Linked DNA regions of Homo sapiens: regions 2 and 3 are each linked to region 1. A link is a loop called in an ENCODE intact Hi-C map of the cell type or tissue named here. Cell type or tissue: gastrocnemius medialis. All regions are shown on one strand. Region 1 overlaps NEK10 (NIMA related kinase 10). Region 2 overlaps NEK10 (NIMA related kinase 10). Region 3 overlaps NEK10 (NIMA related kinase 10).

Region 1 (2,500 bases):
GGAACTAACTTAAATCACTTTTTATCAAATGGAGTCCTGTGAACAATGGATAGTCTTCTGATGTATTCTTGGAGATACTAGAGAATATAGCAAGTTCTTTAAAAGAATCCATATATTCTTCCATATGTAGAAATCTATATATTCTTTTCCAATATTAATATTATGCAAGTTTGAGAAAACCTAGTATAAAACATGCAGATCGGCTTTCATTATTTTGTTACTTTGTGTAGTATAGTAAAAACAAGCAAACAAAAACCAAGCTTTTAGGTGTGTGACTTTGAGGAAGTAATTATCTTTTTAAGAGTCACTTTCTTCATTTGTAAGATGGGGGAGCTTATGAGACTACTTGCCTCAAATGAAATAAAGTATGTAAAAATGTTTGTTTATTTGTTTCTTTATTGGAGATGGATCTTGCCATGTTGCCCAAGGCTGGTCTTGAACTCTCCTGGGCTCAAGCGGTCCTCCCACCTTTGCCTCCCAAAGTGCTGGCAATACAGGCATGAACCACCGTGCCTGGCTGAAAATGTTTCTAAACTATAAAGTGCTATCCTACAGTAATGCTAGTCATGGTGGCATCTGTTCTAGAATAATGGCTGTGCTAGAAGACGCTGCTCAGAAAGTATTCTTGCATGTTACATAATGTCTTTAAGCTCTGACTTCCTCACCTATAAAATAGTACTTGCTTTATAAGTTTGTCGTGGAGAAAAAAGTGAGACTGCGCATAAATGAGTAGTCATAGTGTCTGGCTCAAATGAATCATAGACATTAATATTCTATTCTTAGTATTATAGTCCTTACGTATAATATATTATTATGTTTATATCACCTGCAATTAAACTATGCATGAGTCATCATTTTGTGTAAAATTTTAAATTCTTGTATGAAAAAACTTCAAAGATGGGGTGCTGTCCATTGTAATAATTATTCCAGTAAGATCAATAGCTTTCTAATATATATGCAGCTTAAGTTGACTGAATGTTAACTTACTCAAATGAGTTTTTGAGGCTTAATTCAGACCATCAGGAGCAGTAAAAACAATTCTAACTTAACTAGAGGCTTCTCAAGTTAAATAAATCGCAAGAATTCTCAGAGTACCTGAATTAATAATCTGATACTCATAGCTTCCAGTAGTGGGTTAAGTCCCCTTTGAAGGAAGCTATGAGCCCACTGGTGTTCCACACTTTCAAAAGTTTGTCATAGCAGAGAAGGCTCGCTGCCTTTCTGTTTGACAGCCCCTTGCAGTCAGCTGGGCAGCAGCTAGAGGGTTCTGGGCCAACACTGCCCTCTGGTGTTTGGTTTGGGGAAGTGGCAACTTTTGGTGCATTACAAAAGGGAATTATCAAACCTGTGCTCTGTCCAGGTACTTTCTGGTCCCCTCATTACTCCATCCCATCTTCCTGCTAGGAATATACATGCACATGCTCCTCACCTTCATGTCTGTTTCTATTCTAAGTTAAATTCATTTCTCTTTTGCTTTTCTCTCTCACACACATATATCATTTATACTCATTTTCCTTCTCATCTGTCTTTGATTTGCTCCTTAATGCTGAGAAATCTCTCTCTCTCTCCCTGCACCCCCCTTCCTCTCTTTTCTTTCTCTATTCCACATTTTTTTAAATTTCCTCCTTTCATTTCATGTGAAAGGACAATAATAATTATGACTATTTGCTGGGAGCCGAGGAAGGGATCCCATCTGGATTAAGGCAAAAGAAACTATAATATTGACCTGAAAAGAGGTCAGAGGAGACTCAGTGCTGCCAACCTACAAAACATTTCAGAGTACACTGAAGTGCTTCAGTATCTCCAGAAGAGTCTTATTTCTTCGCTAATTAACGTATTTTGACTCAAACACTAGGATAAAAGATACATTTTTTATTTTTTGAGATGGAGTTTCGCTCTCATTGCCCAGGCTGGAGTGCAATGGCATTATCTCAGCTCACCACAACCTCCACCTCCGGGGTTCAAGCAACTGTCCTGCCTCAGCCTCCCAAGTAGCTGGGATTACAGGCATGCACCACCATGCCCGGCTAATTTTGTATTTTTAGTAGAGATGGGGTTTCTCCATGTTGGTCAGGCTAGTCTTGAACTCCTTACCTCAGGTGATCCTCCTGCCTCGGCCTCCCAAAGTGCTGGGATTAAAGGCATAAGCCACTGCACCCAGCCAAAGATATATTTTTAAAAACATTTTTCAATTGAATTATTTTCCTGTTTTATATAATTACAGTACTTCATAATGGGCCCTACATTCTACTATATTTGGGATGATGAAAAGTTTTTATTTGGCTGTGCAATCAGTGTTGTGAGCCCCTCCCTGTAGGCCCTATTCTTTGCTCTGCCATTATCTTTTATATGTCCTCCTGTCTGACAAAACTTGAGTAAATAAGATAAGGTTAAGTCATGCTGAACGAACAGTTACACCCTGAAATTCCTTGGCTTGACACAATAGAGGTTTATTTCTTACTCAGTTCCATTCGGGCTGCTCAGGTGGCCCTGTTCCTTC
Region 2 (2,500 bases), 120 kb before region 1:
CTAAGGTATCATGCCCCTCATGGGGATTACTTATATCAATTGTAAATTGCAATGATCCTTGGCATATAGTAGGTGTGCAATAGTTGTTTAATGAATCTGAGAATGAAGTAATAGATATGCTACCCAACATGATACTTGGAACATTTTATTGTACCCTCTTGTATGTATGACTCTTTTTCTCTTTTCTACCTATAAACATTCAAGTGCAGGGCAAGGATTTTTGTACACTAATACCTATCCTAGTATCTGGCAAATAATAGGCACTGAATAAACTTTATTGTGTGAATGAATAAATAATGATATGTATACTTAGACATATGTTTACAAAGTAAATTGCTTCTTAGATAAATGAGTGTTTATATTTTGATAAATCGAGACACTTAAATTCTTTGGCATACTTTGGGGGTTCCTTTGCAAGCCATTAATTATTATGAAGTAAGAATCTTCTTTTGCTGATCACATGTCATTTGTCTGAATCTGCTGAAATTAGCAAACAGTTATGGTAAAGAGTAGAAAAGCAGATTTCAGGGAAATATTCTGAAATCTGATTCAACAGGTCAAGCAATCAAGACACTTTTATTTTTTTTTAAATCTAGCCTATAGTTGTACAATTGAGTCCTGGGGATAGAATTAAACACGACTCTTCTTGAGGAAGAGTAGAAATTGTCTAAAAATAGCAGCCTAATTTTACAAAGTCCTTTCATGCAGAAGTGTTCAGAATAATGTTTTAAGAGGGTGACTTTTCATTTATCTTACTGGATATGTTTTACATCTTTATTCTTGAAAGTGGTTTCATGAGAAGATGCAAAGAAACTGTGGCAGGCTAACATGTACCTTGTAAGCTGCAAGCTTATATGATGTCTACTTATCCTCTTAACAGTAAGGCTGACCTACTCGTTACTTTCTGAGAGAAGAATAATTTTCTTTTGTTTCACTGTGTACTGTTTTTATAAAATAAACAATAAAATTTGATCATAAAAGTGTCAAGTAATCATATATCTCTGAACAGATTTGATTGTCAAATTGCAGAACAATTAAAACACAAACTTAAATTTCTGCTGGTCATACTTGGTGAAAGCATATTTTTATTCCTGAGACTTTGAATTAAGTTTAGAATTGCTCATATGATAGTATCAACTGTGTGTGTGTGTGTGTGTGTGTGTGTGTGTGTGTAAGAGAAAGAGACAGAATCCATAGAATACGTAGGAAGAAATCCAAAACATGCCAACTTTTTTGCCGTATTAGCGCAAACACGGCTTCACATTTTCATTTAATTTTTAAATTAACTGAAGGGTTTGTAAGCTGAACCTACTCATATAGATAAGCTATTATTTCATGTATGTGTACTATGATTGTTTTAATAGCATGTAAAGTATATCTTACTACCATTTATCTTTCTGTCAACTTCTTATTCTTTTAAATTGCTTTAAAAATTTCTTTCTACTCCCTTCTCTCATCTCTCCGAGTTATTAGAAATGCCTCTTGTCTGATAGGTTTTACTATGAATTTGGGCTCACAAACCGTCTTTCTTGCTAGTTTTTGATGTCCTTAACTGAGTATGGAGTTAAAAGAACTCAGTCCTACATCATATTGTGTTTCTTTCTTAATTTGGGATTCTCCAAAAGCAGAATCTGGGACAAGAATTTGAGTGAAATTGTTTATTTAGGAGGAGGTCCCAGGAAACACTATTAGGAGAGTGGTGAAGTGAGATTGGGAGGGAAAGCAGCCAGTACAGTGAACATTAATAATTAGGTTCATAGAGTATTATCTGGGATATAGTGTAAAGCAGGGGTGTCCAATCTTTTGGCTTCTCTGGGCTACATTGGAAGAGGAAAAATTGTCTTGGACCACACACAAAATACACTGACACTAAAGATAGCTGATGGGCTTTTAAAAATTGAAAAAAACCAAAATCTCATAATGTTTTAAAAAAGATTTTTGAGTTTATGTTGGGCTACATGCGGTCCGTGGGCCGGGGGTTGGACTAGCTTGGTGTACAGGATGTCTTTGAGTTGCCCTGCGCACCGGATGAGAGGTTGGAGTATTTTTTTTCCAATCACAAGGGGGAGCCCTCAGCATCTGACTGAGGGCTGCTCTGGGGAGCTTATGCCCAGGTGCTTATGGCATGCCAGGGCGTGGGCTGGGGCATTCCAGGCAGAGAGCTGGAGGGCCATTGCTTGAGGTATGATGCCATAGACTTGTACTGGAAATGTGAGTAGGAGTCTGGCTAGGGTCCCGACATTCTAGAATTTTTTTGTAATTCTATAATTCTTATTTTCATTAATTTTTCTAAGCTTGTCTGAGCCTATAAATGTGGACCTGGGATGTGGACATTTGGATGCCATAGAGATGCCTAGGCACCCCTTTCCCTTCCCTGCAGGGTCCCCAGAGTTTGATGTCCCCATGTCATTTTGCCCTTTCCATTTGCTTTTGCTTCCTCAGATATTAACTTACTGAATGGAAGAAAGGTCTCTTTGTCAACTCTTGTAGGAAGTGCCTC
Region 3 (2,500 bases), 140 kb before region 1:
CCACACATTTATTGGAATATCTCATCCTCTGTTGTTGCCAAGCCCATTCTCATTGTTCCTGTGGGTTAGTAACATTCCAAAGAATATCCCCTCTCCCAGCTTTTTTTTTTTTTTTTTTTTTTTTCCATTTTAGGGGGTTTGAGATTTAGAGGAGATAAAAACATATGGTCAATTCACCTTTTAACCCACAACACCCAGCCAATTTTTGTATTTTAGGAGAGACGGGGTTTCACCATGTTGGCCAGGATGGTCTCGATCTGTTGACCTCATGATCCGCCCGCCTCGGCCTCCCAAAGTGCTGGGATTACAGGCGTGAGCCACCGCGCTCGGCCTACTTCCAGATTTTAAGGCCGTTTAGCTTTAAGTGAAGCAGTATTTTCCTAGTGTCAAATAAAGAAGCAGCACAGGTTGGTGGCATACTGGTGAGGCTAGCAGCCTTCAGACACAGAAGCTAGTGAGCTCAGAATGGGATCCTAGCCTAGTCTAGTTTCTCTTCACTAAAGCAATTGTGTGGTTAGGGCATTCATGTACTCCCATTATTTTCAGTGACTATAAAATGATTTTATGACTGAAAAGATAATCCACAGAGATTTGATGTCATTCTTTAAAAAATACTTTAAATATAATAGTGCTGAAATATTTTTCAGTGTCTATCTCTATTGATATAATGTAAATATGTCCATTAGTCTCTTATCTTTAAGAGGGATTATGGTTAAATTAAAACCCTGCAGCATTAATTTAAAAGTAAGTGTATAAAATTTCCATATTTTAGGAAGTGGAATGCAGCTGCAATTAGTAGAGCCTGTGAGAATGGGCTGGCTGCTGTGGGTGTGAAAGCATGTCACCACAGAGGGGCAGCCTTGTTATGTTTTATTTTTCTCTTTGCTTGCGCTAGAAGGTTTATTTACTTCCAGAAAAGAAACACAGAATTGCCAAATGATGTTTAAGATGCATGAGACAAAGTGTACTGAAAATGTGATCAGAAAAAAAAGCTTTCAGAAAACTAAAATTTTCATCTTCTCATTTTTCTCAATATAGGTGAATTAAATGTTTTAAGATTGAGGTTGGTTTGCACTTATTTATAGTAAGCATGCTGGCAGGAGTTTGCTTTGATGAGGAAGCAGAATAGAAAGTACTCACATATTCTGCTATGCTTGGTTTTGCAAATGCTATATATTTTTAAGTCTAAATATATTTCCATTTGAAAGACTATCTTTTGATGGCATGTGCCATGACACATGTTCAGGTCTTGTTCTCCATTTATTTGCAGCCTTTGAAACCATCCAAGGAAACAGACCCCGATTCAGTGGTACATGGGGTGAGACACAGTCAACATTTGCCCTAAATACTGTCACTTGCCAAATAAGGTCCATATTGTGCCATCACATTACAAAATGACTCTTGAGGGAATTTGGTAAAACTGAACTTACCCTTGAACCCACCATTCCAGATTTCTTGACCTTTTCAAAAACCCTTATTTTAATGTAAACCTTCCATGTCCGCTTGCCTCCTCTGCTTTCAAATAAAAAAGGAAAAGAAAAAACAAAACTCATTTAATTATAGTTAATAGATTTCAGGCATGGACTTTAGTACATGACACAGAAGGTCACATGTTCATCTTGCAAACAAACAGGCTATGTGAATTTCTGTTTCTCAAGTGATATTTGGCACCTGCTCTGATGATAACAACAAGAAAAAACCTGATTCAGTGTAAAGTTTATCAAAGGCTCCAAGGCTCTTCAAATGTTATCACAGGTCAGGCATTGCTGGGATAGATATAAGATGAAAAGCCATGGTTTCTGCTCCCTGAGCTCACAGTCCTATGGGGAAAACGTCTGTTATTCACTCAGCAATTACCTTCCTAGCTGACACATCCTACAAGTGAGCACAGCAAGCATGAAGGACATAACCCCTGTCTTAATGAAGCTTATAATTCTGTTACAGAGTGATGAAGGCTAGAATGTATATGCAAAATACTGTAACATGTAATAAGTAACCTGAAATTCTCAACAGCTTAAAACAGTGGCAAAATACAGCCTAAAACAGTGGCAAAATACAGCCTGTGGGACAAATCAAGTTGTGACCTATTATTATATGTCCTGTGAGTTAAGACTGGTTTTTATATTTTTAAATGCTTGTTGAAAAAGGAAGAATACATGACAAAGACCATATTTGTTCCATTTAGGCAAAGCCTAAAATGTTTACTATCTGGTCTTTACAGAAAATTTTGTCTGCCTCTGACTTAACAAGACTCCTATCCTGCTAATGCTACATGTCCATTATGTGTCAATAAGGGAGCTTCCTCTGTACTTGCTTCTACATCCCAGAGGCAGGAAAGACAGAACATGGGAAACCATGCCGTGGCTCTTAAAACTTCTGTCCCAAAGTAACACATGTTACTTCTACTCAGATTTCATTGGTCAAAGAAAGTCAGGTGTAGCAGGATGTGGATGCATTCCTCCTCCGAGAGAATATGAGTGAATAGTTATATAGTCTATCA

The links. A loop is a pair of places that touch in the nucleus more often than their neighbours do. Peaks named below come from ENCODE experiments on the same cell type or tissue, not always from the same donor. Only the 100,000 strongest peaks of a DNase experiment are listed, where the experiment ranks them.
Region 2: a loop joins it to region 1, with 9 times the contacts of the local background. A loop is called at or near these places in 44 of 110 quality-filtered maps.
Region 3: a loop joins it to region 1, with 8 times the contacts of the local background. A loop is called at or near these places in 57 of 110 quality-filtered maps.

The regions. Positions count from the first base shown.
Region 1 is chr3:27,133,156-27,135,655 of GRCh38, reverse strand. The region is part of intron 31 of NEK10 (NIMA related kinase 10); the gene reads left to right. Among named protein-coding and RNA genes, the nearest start is that of NEK10, 230 kb to the left of the region's middle. RefSeq lists a silencer at 1,199-1,358. In gastrocnemius medialis, a CTCF peak has its summit at 1,278 (motif pointing left); a DNase peak (open chromatin) is centred at 1,255; H3K27ac peaks cover 931 bases.
Region 2 is chr3:27,253,592-27,256,091 of GRCh38, reverse strand. All of the region lies in intron 23 of NEK10 (NIMA related kinase 10), which reads left to right. Among named protein-coding and RNA genes, the nearest start is that of NEK10, 110 kb to the left of the region's middle. In gastrocnemius medialis, no CTCF peak of the experiment used is centred here; no DNase peak of the experiment used is centred here.
Region 3 is chr3:27,277,720-27,280,219 of GRCh38, reverse strand. The region is part of intron 22 of NEK10 (NIMA related kinase 10); the gene reads left to right. Among named protein-coding and RNA genes, the nearest start is that of NEK10, 90 kb to the left of the region's middle. In gastrocnemius medialis, no CTCF peak of the experiment used is centred here; no DNase peak of the experiment used is centred here.